Linked DNA regions of Homo sapiens: region 2 is linked to region 1. The links are chromatin loops, found by intact Hi-C in ENCODE. Cell type or tissue: thyroid gland. All regions are shown on one strand. Links, peaks and the distances in the headings refer to the core of each region. The heading gives the core; the rest is flanking DNA. Region 1 overlaps CLUAP1 (clusterin associated protein 1). Region 2 overlaps CREBBP (CREB binding lysine acetyltransferase).

Evidence for each region. Peaks named below come from ENCODE experiments on the same cell type or tissue, not always from the same donor. Only the 100,000 strongest peaks of a DNase experiment are listed, where the experiment ranks them.
Region 2: a loop joins it to region 1, with 2.6 times the contacts of the local background. A loop is called at or near these places in 15 of 110 quality-filtered maps.

What each region holds. Positions count from the first base shown.
Region 1 is chr16:3,527,934-3,538,227 of GRCh38, reverse strand. CLUAP1 (clusterin associated protein 1) reads right to left here. Exons shown (of 12, transcript NM_015041.3): 10 at 7,553-7,660; 11 at 5,387-5,442; 12 at 1-2,106. The coding sequence ends at 1,957. Among named protein-coding and RNA genes, the nearest start is that of CLUAP1, 32 kb to the right of the region's middle. RefSeq lists an enhancer at 7,023-7,523. In thyroid gland, for the core only: no CTCF peak of the experiment used is centred there; no DNase peak of the experiment used is centred there; H3K27ac peaks cover 3,085 bases.
Region 2 is chr16:3,858,009-3,870,059 of GRCh38, reverse strand. The region is part of intron 1 of CREBBP (CREB binding lysine acetyltransferase); the gene reads left to right. Among named protein-coding and RNA genes, the nearest start is that of CREBBP, 17 kb to the left of the region's middle. RefSeq lists a silencer at 9,989-10,173. In thyroid gland, for the core only: a CTCF peak has its summit at 6,213; no DNase peak of the experiment used is centred there; H3K27ac peaks cover 567 bases.

The DNA of each region.
Region 1 (10,294 bases), core at 40-8,039:
ATCTTTTCGTACCTGTGAACTCCTGAATAAGTATTTATATCTGACAGGTACAAATACAATAATTATATTTTTAAGTAAAACCTATTTAATAATATGAAGTATGGTGTTAAATACATGTATTAAAAGATAAGTAACTTCAGAAGTCTTCTGACTTTTTAATTGTAAAATAAGTGAAAACTGTTTTGTGCTTTTTTATTTACTGTATGCTTTTTTTTTTTTTTTTTTTTTTGAGATGGAGTCTCACTCTGCTGCCCAGGCTGGAGTGCAGTGGCGCCATCTCGGCTCACTGCAACCTCCGCCTCCTAGGTTCAAGCGATTCTCCTGCCTCAGCCTCCCCAGTAGCTGGGGTTACAGGCATGCGCTACCACGCCCGGCTAATTTTTGTATTTTTAGTAGAGGTGGGGTTTCGCCATGTTGGCCAGGCTGGTCTCAAACCCCTGACCTCAGGTGATCTACCCACCTCAGCCTCTCAAAGTGCTAGGATTACAGGCATGAGCCACCACGCCTGACCTACTGTACGCTTTTTACAAGCAGCGTGCTTTTCTTTTTCTTTTTTTTAAAGACAGGGTCTCACTCTGTCACCCAGGCTGGAGTGCAGTGGCATGATCACGGCTCATTGCAGCCTCAACTTCCTGGTCTCAAGTGATTCTCCTGCCTCAGCCTCCTGAATAGCTGAGACCACAGGCATGCCCCTCCACACCTGGCTAATTTTTTAATTTTTTGTAGAGATGGAGTCTCACTTAGTTGTCCAGGCTAGTCTAAAACTCCTGGGCTCAAGTGATCCTCCCACCTTGGCCTCCTGAGTAGCTGGACCCAAGGGCGCTTGCCACCACTCCCAGCTAAGTACTTTTCATATTAAAAAAAAAGAAGAAGAAAAAAGAAAAAAACCAACTCCACTTCTAATTTCACAACAGAAAAATTCTTCTAGTGCTATTACTCTACTTAATTCAATCCTGTGTTGTTGTTTTTTTAAATCAGAAACATGAATCTGTACCAACACTTTTTCTTAATTGGCTCCTTCCCCTACAGAAACACTTAGGTAGCGAGCTGCAGGAAACCTGCCTTTGTCCCTGTGTTGTGCACTATGTCTTGCCACACTTTAGACAAAACAAAGCTCCTTTAGAGAAACCCTGGCTGGAGGGAAGAAAAGTGTCCCGGCTGTCATTGCCATGGGAGTCTGGAGTTTCTGAGAGGGCAGCCCAGGTCACCAGAGTTTCCAGATTTAGTACCAACCGTGGAAACATGAAGGTGGCTGTAATCCAAGGTGAACTGGACTGCCAGAGGAATGTCAGCTTCGGACAGAAAATGGAGGATTCCTCATCTGGAGCCTGTCTCTATTGCCTGATTTTCAAAGAAACCAAGTTTTCATTTAACTTTAGCTAACCTTCTTTCAGAAAAGTTTAGTTATTAAAATACATTTAATGCTTGGTATTGTGAACATGCAGACGAAAGAAAATAAGATTACAAAATGAAATAAGAGCTAGAATTAAAAGCCGATGTATAGGAAATGTTCTCAACTGTGCAAGTGATTAACAGCCAGATGTTCCCCTACGATTCCAAACATGAGTCCCCAGTGCCAAGTTCCAGCCCCAACTCTGCTGGAGTCTCAGAGAAAATGTATAGTAACAAAAGCAGCCAAGACTTGTGTGGCGTCAGCTCTTATTTCTTCTTGAGTTTTTGTCCCGTGGATGTGAATCACTAAGAACACATGCATTCCTCAAGTTTTAGAAGATAAATAAGGTGGAAAAAAATAAATCTTAGGGATTTGCTTCAATTCTTATTTAAGCTTCATGGAATGCAAACATAGGAGGCTAAAGCAGAAATAAGTATTGCTTCAGTGATCATGAGTCCAGCCAGCTTAGTAAACAAAACAGGGGTTACCTTCCTAACCTTCTAAGTTCCCATTTACCTACAAGTCTGAGGGTTTTAATCTGCCAGGGTCCCTTGGCAAAAGGGTCAGAAGTCATTGTCACTCTCATCCAGGGGTTCAGATTTCCGGACCCTTCGATTGGGCTTGGTTGGTGAGAGAGAAATGCTCTCGTCTTCCAAATCGTCATCCTCGTCATCATCATCTTCCATGTCAATTTCACTCTCCTCCGAGTCCTCCTATAGGAAAAAAATGGCAGATGCAACGGGGGATCCTGCCTCATTCCTGACATCTTGTCCTAAGACTCTCTGCCTCCCTTTCTATAGCAGCATCCCTGTGTGAAGGAAGAGGCTGGCAGAGTGGCAAGCAGGCTGTGGGAGGGCATACAGATGGGACTGAGGCTATGTACTGCCAGCTGGAATTTATCATCCAACCAGAATCCTCCAAACTGCAGGTGCATCTGGGTGTGGTGCTGCAGGGGCTGGCTTTCCCGCAGCGTCTAAGAAGCACTCTGCATCTGCGCTGAGGGCCACTGGACCTAGAGACTCCCCCTACAGATGGCAAGAAGGACAGGGGCTTGGAGAGAGGGAAGGGAGGCCTGTTTTGGCTTTTTGTAGATTGTGGATGGAAAGCAACATAGACATTGGTATAAGGAGCAAAGTGAATCCCAGCTACTCCGGAGACTGAGGCAGAAGAATCGCTTGAACCTGGGAGGCAGAGGTGCAGTGAGCCGAGATTGCACCACTGCACTCCAAAGCAAGACTCCATCTCAAAAAAAAAAGAAAAAAAAGAAAAAAAGGGAGCAAAGTGAAAGACACACCCTCTCTCTCCTCATCGGATCCAGGGCTCCAGGGTGACCAACTCAGCCCAGCTTTAAAACGGCAGTTCCTGCGTCCCATGTAAACCAGGATGGCTGGTCGTTCTATCTAGATCATTCCTGTCGGTGCACACTCATGCTGTAATTTCCTTCTTGAAAAAAAACCCCAAAGGTAATCCCACCTTCCTCTCCAGCTGCTCTGCCCTGTCTCTCTCCCCTCACACAAAGCTCCTGAGCGAGTCGTTGAACTCACTGTCCACACCTGTGCCCCTCACGACTGCTTCAGTTCCCCCGGGCTCTCACCTACTGACCCCAGCACTGCTCCTGTCAAGAAGGAAACATTCAACGGACTGGGATCGATTCTCAGGCCTCATCCTGCTTGAGCTGTGGAATCACCCCTTCATCCTTAAAACCCATCTTCTCCATCCCCCAGGGCCCCTTCTCTAGTCCAGGTCCCCCTTCCTCACTGCTGACGCCCCTCAGCCTCCTCTGCCTGCCCCTTCCTCCCGGACCTCTGCAGGGCAGATGCAGCTCAGGACCTTGGGTCGCCTCTCTTCTCATTCTACTTGCTCTCCCTAGGCAGTCACATCTATCCTTGTGGCTTAGATACCAACCAAATAAGGGTGGCTCCCAAAATTCAATCTCTAGCCCAGACGTGGCCCTTGAACTCCAGACTTAAATTCCACCTGGCTACTCAACCCTAGCATGTGGCTGTCACATTCAGAATGTCCAAAATCAAACTTTCGATCTGCCTTCCAAGCCCCTTTGTCAAGTCGGCCCCATCTCAGAAAATGAAACTCTGCTTTCTGCTGATTAGACCAAGCCCAGGCACCCTCATTTTTCTCTTTCTCTAACAGCCTATGTCCAATCAATTCACAAAACCTGATGGTTCTTAGAGAGACCCAGGACCTGACCATTTCTCAACACCTCTGCTGCCACACCTTCGGCCAAGCACCGTCACCTCTGACCTCCACGGGTGCAGGCGCCTCCTAACTGGCTTCTCTCAAACAGGGATCATCAGCTCTTGACCCTTCTGGGCTCATGATTCTTCAGGGCCTTCCCCTCACACTCAGAGAAAACAGAGTCTTCATCTCACCCTGCAAAGCTCTGCATGGCCCCTGCTGCCTCTCGCACTCACCCACAATCACACCAGCTGCCTCTGCTCCTCGATGCGAGGAGTGCATTCCACATGCCCAGGTGCCGCCAACCCATGCGCTCGCTCCCTCCACTCAGGCCCTGCTCAAACACCACCACGTCAGGGGCCTTCACTGACCTCGCAGAAGACGCCACCCCCTCCTTGTTCCCTGTCACTCCCTGTCCCCTGAAGCTGTTATTCCTCCTGTTAACACCATGAGCCCTGATCCGACAATCCATCATTATTGCTGGGGTGTGAGCCATGAAGCAGGGGCTTGCCTCTGCCCCTGCTGCGTTCCCCATAATCCACGACAGCACTGGCATGTGGCAGGCACTCAACAGACACGTGTTGGATGCCTGAACACGTAAAGCATGGAACCCTGTGCCTGGAGGGCGGCATGGACACAGCCTCCTTGAAATAAACAAGTGACCACCAGGCATAAAGCTCAGCTGCGACTAATGCATTCGCTCTGAGGAGAGAGAAGGCAAACCCTGGAGAAGAGGCAGGCGGTGCTGCCTCAGCATTGCCAGCACCCACGCCACACTCCCTCTGCTTCTGTCTTGGGTGGGCAAGACGGAGAGACGCTGTATACCATCCACACCCGAGCTTGTTAGGAAAATTATTTTCCAGTTGCTCTCTCTGCTTCTCTACAGACTGTGCCCTGTAAATTCAGGGCACATGGAGGCAGCCTGGGGTCAGTCTCTGTTGAGTCGCCCTTTGCTGTGTGGGCCGAGCAGCACTGCCAGGGACGCAACAAAGAACGTAGGCTTGAGCAATGGGCGGCAGAGCCCTGATGACTGGACCTCACTGAGGACCCCTAGAATCCCCTTTTGCTTAAGTGCTCCAGGGAGTTATCCACTCAGTAAAGCTCAAGGCAGCTTATGTCTCAGCCTCATGCCTGGCACCTCGAGGGCCTGGTCTGGGGACAGTGCTGCTTCACCATTCCGTCCCCAGCACAGAACAGGGAGGGGGGTTGGTCCTGAGCCCGGCCCTCGGCGTCCTCCTTCATTTCTAGGTGGCGGCCCAGGGCCTGAGGATGGCCCGGCCTGAGCTTTCCCCGCCTCCAGGCTCCGTGCCTGCGCCTCCACTTTAGCACAGGGGCCTTCAGTGATCCCGCTGTCACCACAGGATCTCTTTTGAGTGGCCTTTTTGCCCAGGAGAGAGGAAGCATCACTCCTAGGGAGAGGCCCCTGGCTGGCCCCGGGAGGGCTGACAGACACCCACAAACACATGAGGCAGAACAGAAAACCAACCTGCTTCTTGGAGCTGGAAGTCTTGCATTTACCTAAGAGAGCTGGTGCTGCTTCCATCTTTGGAAAGCGAGAATGGAAAGAACAGTGAGAAGGCAAAAAAAGCAGAGCAAGCACATTCACTTGAAAAGAGATGAGCCATCCACGAGCAACGAAGAGTCCAGAGCCTCATGAGGCCAAACCCTGCCACGCATCGAGGCACGGCCGGGCTGACCATAGACGGCTCCCTGGCTGCTGACAGCAACTCAGCCACTCCCATCTATGGGGACAGCCAAACCCAGAGTGCACAGAACCACTGAGGGGAGCGGGGGACTTACATTGTCATCGGAGTCTCCACCTTGCATCGTGCCCACAATGCGTTTGCCAGGTCTTCCTGAGAACAACAAAAGCATGAAGAAGTCATAAAAATCTTGGAAAATAAAGCAGGAAATAGCATTCAAGATTTGTTTTCTGGCCAGGCATGTTGGCTTTTGCGTATAATCCCAGGAATTTGGGAGGCTGAGACAGGAGGCCAGGAGTTTGAGGCCAGCCTGGGCAACATAATGAAACCTCATTTCTACAGAAATTTTTTTAAACATTAGCCAGGTATGGTGGTTCACACCTGTAGTCTCAGCTACTCGGGAGGCTGAGGCAGGAGACTCGCTTGAAACCAGGAAGCAGAGGTTGCAGTGAGCTGAGATCGTGCCACTGCACTCTAGCGTGAACGACAGAATGAGATTCTGTCTCCAAAAAAAAAAAAAAAAAAAAAAAAAAAAGCAACTGTGCTCCAAACATTAACAGGTGGTAGATAAGAAATGTTTTTAAAGGCAAATATAGGAGAATTTTATAGTATTAAAATAAAAATTTATGGAACCTTTGACCTAAGAATTTGACTTTTAATGATGCAACCTAAAGATATGCAGACATGCAGAAAGATGTATATACAAGGAAAAGAGGGGAAATATCAATGCGAGAACGCCCAGTAAATCATGGGTACAGTCCTGCTAGGAATATGACATAGCCATTAAAAAGTAGGGGGCAGGCCAGGAGTGGTGGCTCAGGCCTGTAATCCCAGCACTTTGGGAGGCCGAGGCGGGTGGATCACCTGAGGTTGGGAGTTCGAGACCAGCCTGGCCAACATGGTGAAACCCCGTCTCTACTAAAAATACAAAAATTAGCTGGGTGTGGTGGCACGGGCCTGTAACCCCAGCTACTTGGGATTGCAGGAGAATTGCTCCCTCCGGGAAGCAGAGGTTGCAGTGAGCCAAGATCATGCCATTGCACTCCAACCTGGGGACCAAGAGCGAGACTTTGTCTCAAAAAGAAAAAAAAAAAAAATTAGGGGGCAGATCTATTGCTGACAGAGGAAGAGTTCCAATTGTACTTAATTTTTAAAAACAAAAGCAAGTTGCAGAACCATACATACCGTCTGGTTGCACTCAGGTTAAATTTTTTTCAGGTGATCTTTGTATGTGTATGTGTGTGCGTATGTATATGTACAGAAAGGTAATCTGTAAAGACACACCCACCCTGGCCACTAGCCATGAGCCCTCCCAGGTGGGAGTGGGACATGAGGAAGACCCCAGGAGAGAATTCACATTTGCTCTACAAATTTTGTTGCCTGAGTCTTTTTTTGTTTTAACTCTTTTTTTTTTTTTGAGACGGAGTCTCACTCTGTCGCCCAGGCTGGAGTGCAGTGGCGTGATCTCGGCTCACTGCAAGCTCCGCCTCCTGGGTTCACACCATTCTCCTGTCTCAGCCTCCCGAGTAGCTGGGACTATGGGCGCCCGCCATTGCGCCCAACTAATTTTTTTTTTATTTTTAGTAGAGACGGGGTTTCACCGTGTTAGCCAGGATGGTCTCGATCTCTTGACCTCGTGATCCACCCGCCTTGGCCTCCCAAAGTGCTGGGATTACAGGCGTGAGCCACCGCGCCTGGCTTAACTTAGTTTTAAGAGCCCCTCTATGTTGCCCGGGCCGGAATGCAGTGGATATTCACGGACACAATCATCACATACTACAGCTCCGAGCTCCTAGGCTCAAATGATCCTTCTGCCTCAGCCTCCTGAGTAGCTGGGAATAAGGTGTGCACCACTGCGCTGAGCTTTGTTGCTTGAATCTTTTGTGATGAGTAAAGGAATTAGAAGAACTTTTTTTAAGGCAGAGATGCTCATTTAAGTCCCTTTCTGCATTAATTCTCAGGCTATTAAGTATATCACTGCACTGAGAGTGGCAGAGGCAATGTGTTCTTGTGGCTGTGAGAAATACCAAGCCATAAATATGAACCATCCAGTCTTGGGATCACAGACAAGGAGCAAACATGACCACTGAGCAGTTCAAGAGCCATAAACAACAGGACAGGATAAACCTGAGCAAGAGCTGCTTCTAGGGGCCATTCGCAGCACGCTTGTGGGCCTCAATACTAAGCAGCCTGCCCCAGTCCTGGCCAGGTGTTCTGTGAAACAGGGCGCAGGGAGGAAGTCCAGCGAAAGACGCCGGGGTACCTTGCATGAGCATCTCCATGGCTGTCTGTGGCTTGGGCAGCCGCCTTTCTTCCAACTCACTGTCGGATTCATCGTCCTCCTGGATGTCTATGTCCGAGTCATCGTTACCTAGCAGGAACACAAGCAGGCAAAACAAAGGAGTGGCTTCATGATCACAACGAAACAGCTCTGCCCAGTAAGGTCTGTGTGCAAAAGTCATTTGTTCATTTCTTATTCTATCCAGGAAATTAAGACATTAAATCCTTATCCCATGCAATGCAAATCAAATTATATAATCAATTTTAAAATAAAATTAATACATGTACCTCAGGCTCAATAAGATTTCTTCTTACAACTCAAACCAATACAGACCTGAGAAGTGAGCAGGTAAACTAAAGTCAATTGCTATTATATGATTTCAATGTGTCTCCGAAAAGCCTGTGTTGGAAACTTAAATCCCAATGCAACAGTGTTGGGAGGTGGGGCATACTGGGAGGTGTTTAGGTCATGAGGGCTCCGCCTTGAAGAATGGATTAATGCTGGTTATAAAAGGGCTTGAGGCTGTGAGTTTGATCTCTTGCTCTCTCTCGCCCTCTCTTTGCCCTTCTGCCATGGGATGGTGCGGCAAGATGCAGCTCCTTGATCTTGGGCTTGCTCCTAGAACTGTGGCTCATTAAATTTCAGACAAGTAAGTTTCTGATTATAATGATAATAATATAACCTAATACTAATATATTATATATGTTATATAATTGTCATATATTATTATATATAATAATATATAACTATATAACATATATAATTATAAATATAAATTTATAAATTATAAATTATATTATAAAATATATATTATATAATATATTATATAATATATTATATTATAATATATATATAATAATATAATATATATTATATAATATATAATAATATAATATATATTATATAATATATAATATATAATAATATATATAATATATAATATTATATAATATATAATATATAATATATAATAATATATAATATATAATAATATATAATATATAATAATATATAATATATAATAATATATAATATATAATATTATATAATATATAATATATAATAATATATAATATTATATAATATATAATATATAATAATATATAATATATAATAATATATAACATATAATAATATATAATTATATAATATATATAATATAATATAATTATATAATATATAATATAATATATATTATATATAATAATATATAATATAATATATATTATATATAATAATATATATGACATATATATATAAACTACACACACACACACACACATACAAAACTGGCCCTCTGTATCCATGGATTTCACATCCATGGGTTCAGCCAACCATGGATCTGAATTATTTGGAAAAAAAATCTACAAAGTTCAAAAAAGATCTACAAAGTTCCAAAAAGCAAAACTTGAATTTGCCACATACCAAGTACTATGTTGAATCCATGTGAATGAAGTGATGTATAGGCATTATGTTAGGTATTTTATGTAATCTAGAGATGACTTAAAGTATATGGGAGGATGTGCATAGGTTACATGAAAAGGACTTGAACATCTGTGGATTTTGGTATCCACAGGTGGGTTCTGGCACCAGTTCTTCGCAGATATTGAGGGATGACTGCATGTATCCATATATACAATGCTGTATATATTTTATGTAAAATATATAATTACCCAGTCTCAGGTATTCTGTTACAGCAGCACAAAACAGACTAAGACATTAATGCATGCTGACACTGAAACCACTGAGCTGACAGTGACAATTAAAATTAATGGCTGACAACATGCGAGTATAACTCAATGGGGAAATAATAGTCTTTTCCACAAATGATAATAGGACAACCGAATAGCCACATGCAAAAGAATGAAGTTGGACCCCCTGTCTCACACCATATACAAAAATTAACTCAAAGTGGATCAGAGACCTAAATGTAAGAGCTAAAACTATAGAACTCCTAGAAGAAAACACAAAGGTAAATCTTGGTGAATAAAGCAAGATCAGAATGGCAGGTCTTAGCATCCTGGCCCGGGGACAGCATGGGATGCAAGCAACAAACCAGGGCTCCTAGCTGAGCTGGGCCTCTCGCAAGGGACAAACCCCATGCAGGCTGATCACTGAGGGCTGCTTCACATGCTCCTGGCTGACATGGAACTAAAAAGGGGAGGGCTGCTTTGGCTAGACAGGCCCTTCAAATTTCCTAACCTTGTTCCTGGAGGATTTCCCAGCAGTCCCTATCCTTCCTCCAAAGTTTCCTGAGATTCAGACGAGAGAGTCACAGAACAGGTGCAAAATGAGAGAGATACAAGGGAAATGGCAAAGAAAGAGAAAGAGAGAGAGAGAGAGTGTGTGTGGGAGCATGTGTGTGGGCCTGATGCCTCAAGTATGCTGCCCTCAACATGAGAGTGAATAGAATATTTCACCCTGAAGAAAAGAAAGGGCAACCAGCAAGAGGAGGAGGAACTCCGTGCAACAAGGCCATCAATTCAGCAGGAAGATCCTGGGCTGCTACCGGTCCCTGACAGTGACTTGACACTGAAGTTCAGGGATGTAGGGTACAGCCCCACAGGGTCGGTGGGTTTTCTCCCCATGTGCAGAGATGAGAGACTGTAGAAATAAAGACACAAGACAAAGAGATAAAAGAAAAGACAGCCGGGCTTGGGGGACCACTACCACGAAGACGTGGAGACTGATAGTGGCCCTGAATGCCAGGCTGTGCTGATATTT
Region 2 (12,051 bases), core at 1,991-9,990, 330 kb before region 1:
CGTCACCTTTATTGAAAATAACAAAAAGACATAACATATTGATAGGTTTTCTGTGTCATTGTGGTTGTTCCTCTACTACTGTGGGAATCGGTTTTTGTTTGAAGAGCACACCTGCCCGTAGTTGAACTTCTGTTGAGAAGTCTCTGAGGGAATCATTTGAATGATGGCAAGAGAATCAAGTGTTTTGCTTTCACTGATGGCTTTCTCAGTCACTGAAACTTTAGGGGAGAACGGATTCTTTCCCAGGAGGAAGAGGGTGAATTGAGATGTTTCCTTGTTTGGGGATGCCTGTGTTCTCGGGATGCCCTCCAAGCCAGCGCTGTCCAGTGGTCGTTATTGGGAGGGCGGCTCTACGCTGTGTCTATATGACACAGTACTGGAACCACGAGCCACGTGTGGCTGTTGAGTACTTGAATTGTGATTAGTGTGACTTAGGAACTAAATTTTAAATGTTACCTGGTTTGAGTAAATGAAGATAGCCACATGTAGTTAGTCACTACGGTATTGGACAGCACAACTGTAAGTACATTTACTTATCCTCTTTGTCTAGAGTTTTCTTTAAGATACGTATCACCTAGATATTTATGACAAAGTTCCTTTAAAACGATCATCTTTTAAAGATGCAAGACTCCAAATTAAAAATGATGAAAGACTCCTTCAAAAATATTCACGGCTTAGGTCACACTGTTCAGGATTATTCACTAATTTAGAAAATATTTGTTATGCTGTGATGTAGGCCCTGGCGATCCAGTGGGGATGTGACAGGCCCCATCTCTGCCCTCATGGGTGGTGATGGATACTGGACAGGTAACTGCAGTCAGGTGTGACCTTGGAGGGGACATACTGTGCATTGACTGAGGCACCAGATGGGGACTGAGCCTGTTTTGAAGGGTATTGGAAGTCCCCGGGGGCTGTGACGTTAGCACTGACACCTGAGGGTGAATAGGAGATGGCAGATAGTACTGTTCCAGGCAGAGGGAACAGCACTCATAGCAGGGTGGAGGTCTGGCTCTTGTGACAGTTTTTGGGTTATGTTCACTGGGCTACCAGAATTTAGGAGGCCTCATGGTTTTGCTTCTGAGATGGTGGAGACTAAAGGTGTGGTTCTGCCCTGCGGGGGTTGGTCGGCCCGGGATCCAGTCTTGACTCCTACCACTTCATTCTTTTATTCAGCAAATATTTAAGCACATTTTACGTGTGGGGCACCCTGCTGGGCTGTGGTGATGACAGTAGTGGCAGAAGCTGCTTCTGTCCTCATGGAACTCTGAGTTGTGTGGTGTGGTGGGTGAGCAGTCCCGTGGTGCCCACCGTGGCCTATAGCATTTCACACTCAGCTCGATGTCTGACTGGAAGGAAGTGGATGCCTCAGGCTGGGTGGTCAGGGAGGCTTGTTGGAGGAAGGACACCAGAGCTCATTGAGGGTGAGTAGAGCATCAGCTTGGGCATCTGAAGGCGAGATAACATCACCAAGGGCCTTGAATGTCAGACCTAGGAGTCCAGGTTATTATTTTTTTTTAGGGCTTATAAAACAAAATTAAGCTTTAAAAAACCCGTGTCCAGAGTGATTGGGGGAGCTCCTGTGATTTATTTTCCAGAAGTCTAGATTAGCTTTTTCAAGGTGTGTTTTTTCATCCAAGTTCAGGTCTGTAGGGAGAGTAGACAATGCTTTCCCCTCCTGAGCCCCGTTTTTGGCAGGAAAAGGGCCCCATGAAAAGCAGCTTAAGAACTGGAACTAGTGTTCTTATTTAAGATGTTAGTAAATTTTTGTACAAACAATTTTCTTTTAAAAGTTTTTTTAAGTTCTTGTGAGTAGATAATATATTCATATGGTTCAGAATTCCAAAAAAGCAGAGTAATTGGTGAAAACTCTTCCTCCTGTCTGTTTCTGGGGTCACTGGTCATTCCCCTCCCCATAGGCAACCAGTGTTAGCTGTTTCTTACGTATTCTAGAGATGGACTGTGCGTAGCCAGGCAAATATGGTCTCTTCTTACTCTTTTTGCCCTAAGTAGCCCATTTTATGTAACTCTACTATCAGTGCCTTTCAGACTGATACATATCTCAGAGCTGTTGGAAATGTTAGTATTAGAAATGCAGGCTTTGTTCTATTTTTTTAAATTTATTTTTATTTATTTTGAGACAGGGTCTCACTCTGTCCGCCAGGCTGGTGTGCATTTATTTGATCACAGCTCACTGCAATGTCCACCTTCTGGGCTCAAGCAATCCCACCTCAGCCTCCCAAGTAGCTAGGATGACAGGTGCATGCCACTATGCCTGGCTAATTTTTTTTTTTTTTTTTTTTTTAGTAGAGATACGGGGTCTTCCTATGTTGCCTAGGCTGGTCTTGAGCTCCTGGGCTCAAGCAGTCCTTCAACCTCAGCCTCCCAAAGTTTAGGGATTACAGATGTGAGCCACTATGCTCGGCCCAGGCTTTCTTTTAATTAATTAAGTCTTCTTTTTTAACGGTAAAATGTTTTGGTGCTGCATTTAGATAAATAACACAAAACAATTTTAATGTTTTCTCTATGTTATATAAATAGGAATAATTGAAGTTTTCTTGTTTTTTGTTTGAGACGGAGTCTTGCTCTGTCACTTAAGCTGAAGTGCAGTGGTGAGATTATAGCTCACTCTAGCCTCAAACTCCTGGGCTCAAGCCATCCTCCCACTTCAGCCTCCGCAGTAGCTTGGACTACAGGCACGCACCACCATGCCCAGATAATTTTTTATTATTTTTGTAGAGACAGGGTCTTGCTATGTTGCCTAGGCTTAAAGTTTTTTTAAAATTAATTCCATGTCATCTCAAAGAATATTAGAGGTTTTGCTACTGTCATCAAAATGCATGTCATGCAGCCAGCTCACACAGAAGTTGTGTTTATTGTTTCTCAATTCCTGGAATAGATTCTTAAAACTTCTGGTTTTTATTACCCACCTTAATAGTTGAAATAGAAATATCTGTAGGTTAGCAACCTACTTCAACACCAAGCAGATAAAGTTTCTTGATGGGTAGGACTTCTAAGAACATTTTCATTAACTCCAGACCTTTTCGTTAATTTAGTTAATTAATGTAGAGATTGTAAAACACTGAGTATGACTCAGAAATCCTTTAGAAAAGAAAGGGTAAAATCAGTGAAGTTCCTTCAGAAGAGTAGCTGAGTTCCCTGGCATTGCAGATCCAGTTGAGGGAGAGTGATGGGTACTTAGGAGGGGAGAAAAGACTGAGAATCAATAAACAAAGGATGGAGAGCAAAAATGATAATTAGATCTCTTTTAGGGGTAGAAAGATATGCTAATGGTGTATGTAGGAAATTTCTAGAAGGGAATCTCTAGAAATTGTTTTTCGGGGTTGAGCTAGAGATGTTTTGGGGGCTGTTTTTCATTTTATATTCTGAGGGTTTTTTTTCAAACAAAGCAAAAAACCATAAATGTATTTACTTTCATAGTGAAAAAAGAAAAACTAGTTAAAAAAATTCAAAACAAAACATTTTGGGGGTATATATGTTTTTGTATTGTTTTATTTTTATATTTGTGATTAAGAGAATCTGTTAAATGGTGAGAAGCAAAGTTTTAGTTAATTCCTGTTGCAAAACCTTTAGACCTCTAATGAGAATTATTTGAACAAAGTACAAATTACCCCTAAGAGGCGCCATCCAGAGATAGGAAAATGGATTGTGTTTTAGTGTGGCGTCTGATCATCACTTGCTTTGTCACAAGCTCCATTTTTAACATCATCTTTATATTAGAGGTTTCTTCATTGATTTGCTAGAAGCCACAAGACATGACAGCCAACTAATTTTTGAGTATTTTGAAATAATGTCAGATTTCCCTGTGTGAGCGTTGGGTACAAAATGTTACATGTCGATTGTCACATCCCTTTAGAAAAAAATACTTTCGAAAAGTTCTTCTTTAAAGTGCCCTTTTCTTTTCTAGCCTTTTAAGCTTATTTGTACACTAAATATATTTTGAACTAATAGTGAACCCATTTCACATTTTATCCTCAAATCATAAGGACCCTAACTGGAAACTGGAGCACTGGGAACCATTCCAGGTGTTACCACCTGGTGCTGAAGTTAATCACCTGGGCCAGTATATCCCCAGTGGGGGTGCCTTAAAAAAAAATCAGTTTCTTGGCCGGGCGCGGTGGGCTCACGCCTGTAATCCCTGCACTTTGGAAGGCTGAGTTGATGGATCATGAGGTCAGGATATCGAGACCGTCCTGGCCAACATGGTGAAACCCCGTCTCTACTAAAATACAAAAATTAGCCGGGTGTGATGGCGTGCACCTGTAGTCCCAGCCACTCAGGAGGCTGAGGCAGGAGAATTGCTTGAACCCAGAAGGTGGAGGTTGCAGTGAGCTGAGGTCGCGCCACTACATTCCAGCCTGGGCGACAGATCAAGACTCCATCTCAAAAAAAAAAAAAATTAGTTCCTTTAATTACTTAAACTAGTAGTTCATTCACATGGCTCAGAAAACTCAGAGGACAAAACCTGTAGAGAGAGCCTCCCTCCACCTAGCTCCTCCCAGGTAACCACTGGAAGTAGTGCTGTCTTCCAGGGTTTATCTGTATTCAGGCAGACGCTGTTGACTCTTAGTTCTCTCTTCCCCCTTCCTGCCTTTTTCTTCTTAACTGAGGTAGCATAGTGTACACACAGCTGCATACGTTTATTGTCTTCTTACAGTTGTCTACCATTCCATTATGTGACCTGTGCCATAATTGCTTTAATCCTCTCCCCACTGGTGGACATTTAGGTTATTTCCAGTCTTGTCTTCTCACAAACAGTGCTTTAATGAATAGCCTTGTAAAGTTATGCGGACAGGCAAATCTATGGAACAGATTCATAGAAATAGAATTAGTGGTTAAAAGGCATATGCATTTATAGTTTTGATCATAGCAAATTTTCCTTCAAGAGCCTGTGTGTTGGTAGAGTCTTAAAATGTGAAAGGCAGCACATATATTCTCCAGGTATACATTGCTAGATGTGTTGCAGATATTCTTTTTTTTTTTGAGACAGAGTCTTGCTTTGTCGCCCAGGCTGGAGTGCATTGGCACGATCTTGGCTCACTGCAGCCTCCACCTCTCAGATTCAAGTGATTCTGGTGCCTCAGCCTCCTGGGATTACAGGCATGCACTACCATGCCCCGCTAATTTTTGTATTTTTAGTAAAGGAGGGGTTTTGCCATGTTGGCCAGGCTGGCCTCGAACGCCTGACCTCAGGTGACCTGCCTGCCTTGGCCTCCCACAGTGCTGGGATTACAGGTGTGAACCACCATGCCCAGCCACGGATATTCTTTATCAGCATAGTCTATGATGAGTAACACTAAGGTTGTTCTTCAGCTTGTGATTCTCCATCATGTTGTGCTTCTCAGTTGTTTCTGAATTCTCTCATTTTATGGTGTACCTTTTTATTATTATTTTGAGTCAGGGTCTCACTCTGTCACCCAGGATGGAGTGCAGTGACGTGATCTTGACTCACTGTAGCCTCCATCTCCTGGGCTCAAGCAGTCCTCCCACCTCAGCCTCCTGAGCAGCTAGGACTATGGGCATGTGCCACCATGCCTGGCTAATTTTTGTACTTTTTTTTGTAGAGACCGGGTTTCGCTATGTTGCCCAGGCTGGTCTTGAACTACTGGACCCAAGCAGTCCCCCTGCCTCGGCTTCCCAAAGTGCCAGGATTATAGGTGTGAGCCAACATACCTGGTACTGGCATACTTTTTGGACTTAAGGCATTCATTTTCTGTTTGTGGCTCTCAAATAGCCCACACGCCTCCACGCGTTGTACATGGACTGGCACTTCCAAGTCTGCTTTCACGTCTGGAATATGCTCTTTCCCCCTTTCTTGACTTCTTGTTGCCGCCTGCCAGCTACATCTCACAGCATTTGGGGCAAAGGACCTGGTCTCTGGATGTCTGTTTGCTTGTTCTTACAATATGGCTGGGGAATCTGAGGTGGCTGGGAATCTGGGGTCTGGGGCTGCTTCTGCAAAGGCTAGCTCCTAGCTCAGCCCCCACATTCTTCTTCCTCCAGGACTGTTCTTGGCTGGAGAATCCTCTCCCTGTAAGCAGGGTGGATAGGCAGCTGACTGTAGCACCTCTCCGGGGTCTGGTGCCCCTCTCAGCTGTGGTGGTGGTAAACAACCCGTTTTTGCTCCCCTGTCCCAGATGATTGGGCTAACGTGCAGGGGCTGCTGGGTCATTACTGTGTTCTGGTGGCAGCTGGCTGCTATGACAGGCACCTTCCATTCCACCCTTGTCCCCACCCTTCAGGGCTGAGGGAAGCAGCACGCAAACCATGTTGAGGAAACTAACGTTGTCTTGGCTGTCTGGGAATGGCACTTCCCTGTGACTGCTAAGTGCACCAAATAAAAATAGACTTGGCTGCATTTCCAGGACAGTTTAGGGTCCCAGGTGACAAAGAACTTTGAATAAGGACTGTCTAGGGTTTTTTGTTTTTGTTTTTGTTTTGAGACAGAATCTTGCTCTGTCACCCAGGCTGGAGTGCAGTGGCGCGATCTCGGCTCACGGTAGCCTCTGCCTCCCGAGTTCAGCAATTCTCCGGTGTCACCCTCCTAGGTAGCTAGGATTACAGGCACCCACCACCACGCTCAGCTAATTTTTGTATTTTTAGTAGAGATGAGGTTTCACCATGTTGGCCAGACGGGTCTTGATCTCCTGACCTCAGGTGATCTTCCTGCCTGGGCTTCCTAAAATACTGGAATTACAGGCATGAGCTACTGTGCCTGGCCCTGTCTTGCTTGGGTTTTTTAAATGGAAGGTAAATAGTAATCATTCAGCGAAGCAGGATGTTTTTTGATACCTGATACAGAGTACAGCCATCAAGTGCATTTGAGAATGAATAAAAAAGCTAAAATTTTATAATCAATTATGCAAAAGTAGATTTTACCTTTTCCAGGTAGCACTCTTGAATATTGTATTAAGTGCATTTTGATAAATCAGTATTTCCCTTCTGATTCACATTACAGTTTCTAAGGTTCTGTAATTTTTATTGCAGTTAGTTTAACCTGATACCATAGCTTGATTTATTTCCCCTTAATTCAAACTTTGAAGTTCATCATGTTTCCATGTTAAATGAACTTACTAAGCACATTTCCGTGTAAAAGAGTCCCCCTGGATGGACCCTTCTGTGACATGAAGAATATTTGTCCTGTAATTTAGCTTTCAAATAAGAGGCAAACTCTGAGCAGAACTTCAGAGGGAAAGGACACTGAGAAAAGACAGTTCCAAAGAGGCAGGGACGGAAGACAGCAAGGCAGGCAGGCAAAGCTGGCTGCTCTGCCGTGGGGAGCTTCAAGGGAAAAACTTCAAGATGGCAGGAGCCCCTCGGTAGGTACGAATTCGATACAGTGGGAAGGGCGTCACTTTGGTAGGTATGTGGATCTGATACAGTAGGAAGAACCCCACTAGAATGTCGTATATGAAGAATGGACTTCTTGGGGAAGGTCGTTGTTAATGTCCACTTAAATATCGTTCATCATACAAAACACAGCATATGACAGGAAAACAAGAAAACCCAAATTCTAAGCTCTAGTATAAATGTAAGTGCTGTGTTGAGGGTTTTAAGACAATTCGGTTTATTAAACCCAAATTTAATAACCCGAGATTGTGTCACTGCACTCCAGCCTGGGCGACAGAGCAAGCCTGCCTACCGTAGTGAGGCCCTTCCCACCGTATGGAACTTGTACCTACCCTGGGGCTCCTGCCATCTTGGAGCTTTTCCCTTGAAGTTCCCCACAGCAGAGCAGCCATCTCTGCCTGCCTGTCTTGCTGTCTTCTGTCCCTGCCTCTTTGGAGTTGTCAGTGTCCTTTTCCTCTAAACTTCTGCTCAGAGCCTCTTATTTGAAGCCTTTCCTACTTTTGTTCACTGCCTTATTCCACTTGGCTGTAAAATATGACATACGTGTTAATTTAAGTTTGTGGCTTGGTGTCCATTGGCTGTCTTCCTCAATTAGAGTACAGTCCTCTGGGGAGGCCGACTTCTATTCTATCTCAAACCCAGCCGGTCCTGCACCGAGTGAGGGCCCCTGAGCAGTGACTCGCTTCCTTCTCCTGGGGAGGAGAGGGTGGGGGCTGCCGGCCGAGCTCTCTGGCTCTTCAGCAGATCAGTGATTCTGAGGAGGGGCAAGACTTACTCAAGATAAGATCACTGTTCAGAATGAAGTACAACCTCATTGTTCTGTTCTAATTAGGGATTGGTGTGTCTGCATAAAAGAAGCCTGAATTACGGAAGATTTTAGAAGGAGGTTGCTTTAATTATTTCCTAATAGTCATTGTAAAAAAAAAAAAAAAAGTTAGATGTCTTTTGGGAACTTGTTTAAATGCCTAGATAAAAATTACTTACGATGGCATAAATATTAATAAAACAGCTTTTCTCTTTCTTTTTTTTTTTTTTTTTTGGTATAGAGAGTTGTTCCATTATATTTATTTGCATAATCCCCAAGAACTTTCAAAGCAAAGTAACCTTTAATTCTACTAGAATTGCCACAGATCAGCAGGGATGAGTTTATTAGCAAGTCACTACCATTGATAAGTGGCGGCTGTTGAGCGCCTGCTCTGTACCAACCCTGGAGTGCCAGGTTCTTAAAGGCTTTGGCTGGTTCAGCCCTCATAGGTGCCTTGGGAGATGGGATTGGGACAGTGATAGTAATGACTAATATTTTTTGAGTCCTTACTGCATGCCAAGCTCAGTGCTAAATGCTGTATGGTTTAATTCTTTCATCAACGATCCTGCGAAGCAGGTGCTACTGTCCTTTATTTTATTTTATTTATTTATTTTTTTGGGACAGAGTTTTGCCCTTGTTGCCCAGGCTGGAGTGCAATGGCGCGATCTCGGCTCACTGCAACCTCCCAGTGATTCTCCTGCCTCAGCTTCCCGAGTAGCTGGGGTTATAGGCACCTGCCACCACGCCCAGCTAATTTTTTGTAATTTTCAGTATTTTTAGTAGAGACAGGGTTTCACCATGTTGGCTAGGCTGGTTTCGAACTCCTGACCATAGGTGACCCACCTGTCTGCCTCCCAAAGTGCTGGGATTACAGGCATGAGCCACTGCACCCAGCTGTCCTTCCATTTTAGAGCTAAGGAGGGGTACACAGGGAGGCAGTAGCTGTGGTGACAGCTGTGATCTGAACCAGGGCTTGGTTGAGTACTCTTCTCACTACACCAGACTGCACTTCCTGTGTCCGTAGTGTCTAATTAGTAATAGATCAGTAAACACACCGAGAGCGTAGTGTGGCCTCCAGGTCATTTAACAATAATAATAACAACACTGTGAATCCTTCCACCACTCTCTAGATTCCTCATCTCTAGGAGTGAACTTTTCCAGGATGCTTTGCCCTTGCTGGATCAAGTTTTTTGTATGTAGTTTTTTTCCTTCAAATTTTGTTTTAATTAACAAATAAAAATTGTATGTATTTATCATATACAACATGATGTTTTGAAATATCTATACATTGTGGATTGGCTAAATTGAGCCAATTAACATGTGCATTACCTCTTCCTGTGTCCGTTAACTTAGAAATTAAAAATTCTTTTTGGAGCCACAGTGGCACATGCCAGCAGTCTTGGCTACTTGGGAGGCTGAGGCAGGAGGATTGCTTGAGTCCAGGAGTTTAGGAGTTTGAGGCTACAGTGAGCCATGATCACACTTGTGAATGGCCACTGCACTCCAGCCTGGGCAACACAGACCCCATCTCTTAAAAAAAATTCCTTTTGGAAGTTTTTCGAGGGTAGGTAAATAGGTGAATAAAAATGTTTAGCTTTTGAAAGATTTAATAGAAGCATTTGAGTAGTCAGGGCTATAGTACAAGTCTGAGGATGTAGGGAAAAATCAGGTTTCTCCTATACTCCTTTATTCCTATACTCAGTGTCAACAGTCGACACAGAACACCTCTGGGACCAGATTTGTGGAGATGCCCCCAGCCACACACACACACCGAGTAGGCACTCGGTGCTGCAGCAGACGCCAGCTGACAGGCAGATGGTGTCAGATCCCACGGTTGAGGGCTCAGTCCTCAAGACTGCCCCCGCCCCCCACCATTTGCAAGCCCCAAGTTGTTTTACCTGTGCTTCTGACTGGCTATAAATGGGGTTCCCACAAGCCCCTCCTTGGGTTCAATTAATTTACTAGAGCGGTTGACAGAGCTCAAGGAAACATGTTTACTGGTTTTTTATTGTAAAGGATATTATGAAGGATACCACTGAATATCAGGTGATAGGGCAAGGCGTGTGAGAGGGCCATGTAGCCTTTTTGCCCCGTCCAGGTGTGCCACTCTTCAGGAACCTCCATGTGTTCAGCTATCTGGAAGCTCTCTGAACCCTGTACTTGTGAGTTTTTATGGAGGCTTCATTACATAGGCATGATTGATTAAACCATTGGCCGTTGGTGATCAACTTAAGCTTTAGTATCTCTCCCTTCCCTGGAAATTAAGGATGGGCTGAAAGTCCCAGTCCTCTAATCAGTCATGCCTTGGTCTTCCTGGTGACCAGCTCCTGTCCGAAGCTACCTAGGAGCTGCCAGCCATCAGTCAATTCGTGAGCATACGAAAAGACATTACTGGTTGGGTGTGGTGGCTCACACCTATAATCCCAGCAATTTGTGAGGCCGAGGCGGATGGATCACCTGAGGTTGGGAGTTCTAGACCATTCTGGCCAACATGGTGAAACCCCGTCTCTGCTGAAAATACAAAAAATTAGCCGGGTGTGGTGGTATGCGCCTGTAATCCCAGCTACTTGGGAGGCTGAGGCAGAAGAATTGTTTGAATCCGGGAAGTAGAGGCTGCAGTGAGCCAAGATCGTGCCACTGCACTCTAGCCTAGGCGACAGAGCCAAAAAAAAATAAAAATAAAAAAATAAAAAATAAAAATTCTATTTTGGAGATTCCAAGGATTTTAGGAGTTGTATGCCAGGAGACAGGGTGGAAGACCAAATACATAGTCACAGTATTACAAAAGTAATGCAAAAGACAATCTAAAGAAACCATGAAAAAAAAATCTAAAGAAAGGAGACCTTTTTCACAGGAAATAGGGATGTGAGAGAGAAATTAGGAGTGGGTGAGGAAGAGAAAATATGTGTGGGAGGGAAAGCAGAGAAGTATGAACACATCACAAAACAGCATCTGAACTCTTACATGCTTATTTCTTACACTACTGTTGCTCATCCTACATTATGCCATTTAATCTGTGTATCAATTCTAGGGTTGGGGTTCATTGATGCTGAGTTTGTAGCCAAAGAGTGAAATATACTTGGGTGGTCCCCTAAAAGGTAAAGAGGGCAATAGGAAAAAGTCTTAAAGAGAAAGATGACCCAGTGTAATATTTCTAGAGAATTCGTTATTGTTTCTGTTTTCAGAAAGTAGTAGTAAACATTAAGATTACTGCTTTATATCTTTGACTAGACAAGCAGCTTGTTGATACTGTGTATCCTCTATAATGTGAGCACTCATTCAGCACGTGGGTTTATTGAGTGCCTAGTACATACGAAGCATTTTATGCTAGGCACTGAGTAGATAAGCAAGACAGGATCCCTGCTTTCAGGGAGCTTACAGCCCCACGCACGTTATAACGTGAAATTGTTAGCATAATTTTAACGCATTGTGTCTGTAGGAGCATAAAAGAGTTCTTATTTCCAGGAGAAGGTGTGATAGACCAGTCCTGTCAGTACAAATAATCTGGGGCTCCAAGTGGAATTCAAAGAAGAAAATAAGGTATTATGGAAGAGGAGGCTGTAGAAAACCTGAAGAAAGGTGTGTTTTGTGGATACTTTGGCTGATGGCTTTGAAATTTTTTTCAGATGAGGCTGTTTTCAAATGTTATTGGCTGCACAGATTGATTTAGCCACCCACCTGGTGTTTGATTCTAGTAGTTCATTCCTTGCTTAAGGTGAAATGCTGATTTCTGATCATCATTATTAAGAATGGATCCTGGAACAGATGTAGGTACCATTTGTCTTTCAGTGTTTAGGAGTGATCCCCACCTAACAGTCTGCATGCAGACCACCGGCTTGGGTTTCCTAGTATAGAAGTGAATGTCCTCTGTACCTTGC